Regions from separate parts of the Homo sapiens genome. Here region 1 is linked to region 2. A link is a loop called in an ENCODE intact Hi-C map of the cell type or tissue named here. Cell type or tissue: endothelial cell of umbilical vein. All regions are shown on one strand. Each heading gives the region's core, and the rest is flanking DNA. Links, peaks and the distances in the headings are about the cores only. Region 1 has its middle 49 kb from the start of TMEM164. Region 2 overlaps TMEM164 (transmembrane protein 164).

The links. A loop is a pair of places that touch in the nucleus more often than their neighbours do. Peaks named below come from ENCODE experiments on the same cell type or tissue, not always from the same donor. Only the 100,000 strongest peaks of a DNase experiment are listed, where the experiment ranks them.
Region 1: a loop joins it to region 2, with 6 times the contacts of the local background. A loop is called at or near these places in 2 of 110 quality-filtered maps.

What each region holds. Positions count from the first base shown.
Region 1 is chrX:109,952,668-109,955,591 of GRCh38, reverse strand. No RefSeq gene overlaps it. Among named protein-coding and RNA genes, the nearest start is that of TMEM164, 49 kb to the left of the region's middle. In endothelial cell of umbilical vein, for the core only: no CTCF peak of the experiment used is centred there; a DNase peak (open chromatin) is centred at 1,211; H3K27ac peaks cover 2,269 bases.
Region 2 is chrX:110,086,173-110,089,096 of GRCh38, reverse strand. All of the region lies in intron 3 of TMEM164 (transmembrane protein 164), which reads right to left. Among named protein-coding and RNA genes, the nearest start is that of MIR3978, 5.5 kb to the right of the region's middle. In endothelial cell of umbilical vein, for the core only: no CTCF peak of the experiment used is centred there; DNase peaks (open chromatin) are centred at 1,466 and 1,916; H3K27ac peaks cover 2,500 bases.

The sequences.
Region 1 (2,924 bases), core at 248-2,747, 130 kb after region 2:
GAAGTACCATTTCTCTAGTTCTCTAATTTTAGGACTTAGTTTATAAGTCCTAAAGTTTATTGTACACTTACATTGCAGATTTCGGCTAAAGAATTTACTCTCAATTCCCATTTAATCCTCAGAATCCAAGTCTTAGTATGCCCATTTAAGTTGAGGAAACTGAAGCTCAGAGCAGTAAAGTGACATTCCCAAAATCAAAAAGCTAGAAAGTAGAAGATCCAGGATTCAAACCCTGATTTATTGGACTAAAGAATCCCAAGTCCTTAGCCAATATGCTATGCAGTCTCCCACACATATTGAATCATACATTTGATGGTATCCTCTTCAACTTTTCCCACAGAAAAGAGGCAATCTGTTTAGGATTCCCTAATACAGCAGCCCTTGTCTCCAAGATAGCTCTGGGCCTTCTCTAGCTCATTGCAAAAGTGCAACCTGCATACAGTGTTCTAGGACAGGCAGCACCTAGGGTAAGAATATGTGTTTTGTTAGGGCTGGCACTATGAGTAAGCAGTGTAATCATGATAACGATCTTAGTATTTATTGAGCTCTTCTTACTATGCCAAATACTTTACATACATTAATTATTTTATTTACTCTTCATAACATTAGAAATATTAATAATTCTAGCATTTCCATGATCCGAGCCAGAAGCAGAGGGAGATCCAGCAATATTGGTGTAACTTCAAGGGATGGAAAAAACTTCTTTGCCCCCCAGAACACTTCTGAGTAGCTCCCCTTCTATATGAATACCCATTATTAAAGAAGCACTGGATTTATCAAAATGCAAATCTCCCTGAAAAGGTAATATATTCAGCCTTCCCAATCCTTTGTACCTCAGTTGGAACGAGCATACCTCAGTTCCATTTCTGAGAGCTAGTTTATTTATTTTTTATTTTTTTATCTTTTTTTTCCTGCCTTTTTATTCTATTCAGAGAGAGCTAGTTTTGGTAGGGAGAAGTGTGGAGAGAGCAAGGACACAGTAAGGGAACAGAATTTGGGATAGCATTTACTGACTAACATAATGTGGGCAAGAGCCAGAGAGCTGGCCCTAGGTTCTGATTCATTTCCGGTATCCTTCCTGTCTGAGAACAGTGTCTGAGACCTTTTCTTTCCTATCTCCCAAGCTTGCCATTTTCTCTTCTTTTTTCTGCTTCATTAAAATCAAGTTATCAAACTTTTCACTTAAGGCTCCTCCCACTAACACTTCCTCCAATCAATCGTCTTTGATTAAGTTTAGATCTGTTTTCCTGAGTAACCAGAGCAAACCATTGCCGGAGCTTCTAGCTCAGCCTCATGACTGACCATTCAGTTCTTATCATCTGAGGGTCACAGCATGTTCCAATCTGGTATTAATGGGCCTTCACAAAGCCCACAAGCTGATTGGATAGAACTAGTTTTAACATAATCTGGTCATCTCAGGTAGTCAAAAGTAAACCACCATTTTATCTTCAGCCCTCAGTCCATTTTGTCTCCATTCTTCCTTTCAGGAAGTTTCCAAACTACACCCTCGAGGGATTCAGCTACCACCCACTTAAAGCAATTCAAAAGAAAGATAAAAACTAAGAAATCATACTCTATATTCACTATTGACTAAGCTTTTTATCAATGGTCCAGAAATCATCCCTGAAGTGGTATTTCCGTGATAATTGGCATCCCATGTTTCTGCCTAAACTAGCTGAGGGAAAGAGAAAGAGGAAAGGGAGGAGATGTCTAAAAAAAATTCTCCCTACATGTCCCATCCTGTACCATACCTATCCCCACCCCCAACCCCAAATGAAAATAGAGCTAGAGCATTGAAAGCAGCTCTGGGTTGAAAGAGAGCAGGTGGCTCTTCCAAATCAGCCTGAGATTTAGTGACGCTCTTGTAGACCACACACCTGTTACATATGCATAAAAATACTATTTCAAACACATGCTTTCTCACATTGACTCTAACCCCAACCCCCACAAATGCACACCCTGAAGTACATAGCTCTCTGGCTCTGTGTTCCATAGAAAGGTGGCCAGGCCTATGAAGAGAATTTAATTCTGCTTTCCCATGCCCTTCCTGTTTCTGTTTCCAGCCAGTACTGGTTTCCTTTCAGTAGTGTGTGTGTGTGTGTGTGTGTGTGTACATGTGTGTGTGTATCTGTCTGTGGGTCTGTCTGTATGTGTCAGCGCAGGAAAGGGAAAGGAAGAGAAGAAGAGCAGGGAGGAGGAGGCATTAATCACTTTTTTGGGACCAGATCCCAAAGTGGTCTAAGCCAGGGATCTGCAAACTTTTTCTATAAATGGCCAGATAGTAAATATTTTAGGCTTTGTGAGCCATATGGTTGGTCTCTGTCACAACTATACCACTCTGCCATTGTAGCGTGAAAACAGTCATAGACAATATCTAAATGAATGAACAAGGATGTATTCCAACAAAACTTTATTTATAAAGACAGCTGGTGAGCTGCATTTGGCCCGCAGGCTGTAGATTGCTGACTTCTGGTCTAAATTAGTGGAGAGGCTGGAGATCATGAATGTGTGACAATTGCTTGAATTTCTGTTAAGGGTCTTGCAGGTTCACAGGTCATAATTGTGAACACCACTGGTTACTACTTAGACACAGAGTAGAATACACACTAGAGAAGGATGTAGGGGATTAGGCCTAGTTTGACCTGGTCTCAGGACATGCTCTGATAGTAATGTTTTAAAACAGAAATCCTGATAGGAGTTTTCTTCGTTATCTTTTTTTCTTCTACTTCCTAAAAGTATAATGTTTATTTTGTTTGGGAGGAGAGTAGGAGAAAGGAGGAAGACAGGAAGGTTTCCAGTGACTTAAGGTTTTTGATGAATTGGATTCCAGCTACCTGAGGTCTTTCTACCTCTGTGTTTGCAGTAGAGTAAGCTTGATCACTAACACCAATCAAGGCTTGGCAGTGCCAGGACCAACGGACTTG
Region 2 (2,924 bases), core at 327-2,826:
ACCAACTGCACAGCTCCTATCTAACTTGCCCAAATCTTATTATGCCGTACTGCTTTCCCCCAACCCCTGCCCTTTGGAATTGCTTTTGACAAATATATAGCACAGTAGATTCTTCACTTGGATAAAGTAAAAAGAGGCCCAAAATAATCAGTCCTCATTCCTCTGCTGAGTACTGCTTTCCATGTTTCCACAGATGGGAAAAGTTATCTGAATCTTTAGCCTTTCTTTTACCCAATGGTGACATACATCTAAATACATGCTTAAAGCCTAGGAGAAGGAAAAAAAATAAAAGCAGTCCCTGCTCTAGGAACTTTCAAAGAGAACTTCTGGGAGACTTGGAGAAGATAAAACTGAGTATATGTAAAGGTAGGCAGCTTCTATTTTATGTCGAATGGGAACCTGTGAACAACCCCAAAGCATCTTCCCTCTTCTAAGAATTAAGGGAAGAATACACATAAACCGAAGGCAGAACCTGACAATAAGGTGGCTCCTAGGAAAGCAGATACCTGAGCAGCATTCTGAATAAAAAAGAGAAACTGGTCTCCCTGAATCGCTCTTTACTTACTGTGGTTTCCTCTTTCCCCTTTAAATCTGCAACATTTATAAGCAGAGCCTTCTCTCCTTTGCCAATAACTGAGTCTTAATAAGGCTGCTCAGGTCAAAAACAACCTCTCAACTATCTTTTTCAGTGATGAGTCCAACGCTAAGCCAAAAAGCAGCCACCTCCGAGGTGAAGGTGCCAAAAGACTGTCCCTTTTTAACTGCATATGACCCCAAACTAAGTCTCAGTTTAGAATCCCTCAGGTTCCAGAGCAGCTGACCAGATGAGCACTGGGAAAGGGGGTACTGAGATGCTAAAATCATTCCAAGACATTTAAACTCAACAGGTTCAAACTGAGTCTATCTCATGACCTCAGAGCAGTCCTAGAGACCTGAGGTCTGAATTTCTCCCTGGGGAAAGTCATGCTATTTAAAAATCTGAGAGTATCATAAATGAAATCTAGAAAAAGAAAGGGCCATGGGGATACTGCACTGTCATCATATCATGTGGCCCAAAGGCCAACAGGATATCAGTTTTGCAATGCCAAGATCACGTGTCAGGCTGCCCCAGTTCCTCATGCCCACCCCCATGCTTCCCTCGTCTACCTTGGCTCACATGCAGCCTACAGTCCTCTCTCCATCCAGCAATGCACCTCCTGCTCTCTGCAGCATAGATGAAATTTCATCTCATCCCCTTCAAAAGCTTCTTTAGACTGAGTCAGCAGATATGACCAAATAATCCTATTTGCATCACAGATCCACTCCTTTCCTGGCACACATGAAGATGAACAACTTTAGGGTTTCAGTGGGGAGCAGAGGGGTACTGTACACTTTCTGGAGCAGAGGGATGTGTGTCAGCGCTCTGCTATGCCCTTTTCTTACCCAAGGCGGGGTGAGGGAAGAGTTTCCTGCCATTTAAACCATACCACTCAGTGACTCACTCCATGAGTTCCCCCACCCTTGATACATACACATGGATAACCAAGCACATTAAGTGCTGGGTGTTCAGAATACAGCTAAACTGTCTGATTACAACCCAAAGCCTGGAAAACCTTAATCTCTGTTCCCTTTTCCTTCATGTATTCCTTCAAGATATCCCAACTCAGAGGTCGAGGCTACAGTGAGCCATGATCACGCCACTGCACTCCAGCCTGGGCAACAGAGTGAGACAGTTTCAAAAACAACAACAACAAACAAGAGAGCCCAACTCAGAGAAAGTCTCAAAAGGCTAGTTTCTCTAAGAGGCTCCCAGCCCATTGTGAAATTCTTAAGCCCAGGTCTCTAGCTGATAAGGAAGAATCTTAGGCTGGAGGCTGTATAAACAGTTGACTCAGACTGATGACTGCTCTTTTATTGAGTAAGTGTGCTGTGGTTAATAACTAAAATGCTAGGATCTTCTAGTCCTGGGAAGAGCTCAGATCAACTACCAGAAGCATCACTAGTCACCATTTGTACTACAAGCAAAAAGAAATGACTGGTTAGCTTTTGTTTCTGATATGAACACTTCTGACAGCTGCAGAGGTTTCTCAAGCCTCTAGAGAAGTAGAAAAGCCCTACTCTGATCCTTATGTCAAAGAATGTGAATGTGAACTCTTGTGTATCTCCATCTGTAAAGATCATAAGATGACATCACTAGGATGAATTGTAGCTTTCCAAGATCTCACCATCCCCATTATGGTATTCCTCTTAAATACTCAAATGTCTCCCACTGCCTTCTAGCTTATTAACAGAGTCACTGTCCTACTGTACATATGTAATTTCTTCCTCTCTCTCTCTGCCTATGCTAGATCTAATTCCTCTAAACTCAGAGTCAGCAAAATATGGTTTTTCTGTTTTGGCTTCTTTATTGGCATGATTTTATATATATACACACACACACACATATATACACACACACATATATATATACATATATATACACATATATACATATATACACATATATACATATATACACATATATACATATATATATAAAATTTTTTCCAACTTAACTGCTTTTAAGTGTACAGTTCAGTGCCATTAAGTACATTCACACTGTTGTGTAACCATGACTGCCAGCTATCTCCAGAACTTTTTCATCTGGTCCTCCTGTTTATGTAAATAAAGTTTTATTTGAACACAACCACACTAATTTGTTTGCATTTTTCTGTGATGCTTTCATGCTCCAACAACAGTTAAATAGTTAAAACACAGAGATCATATGGCTTGCAAAGTCTAAAATATTTACTCTCTGGCCCTTTACAGGAAATGGTTGCCAATCTCTGCTCTAATCTAAAATATACACTGGATTTCTACTTTAAAATAGCACTTGGCTAGCAATCACTAACATAGCCTCTCTCAATTTCCCACTCAAATACCTATCAAGATATAGAAAAAGATAA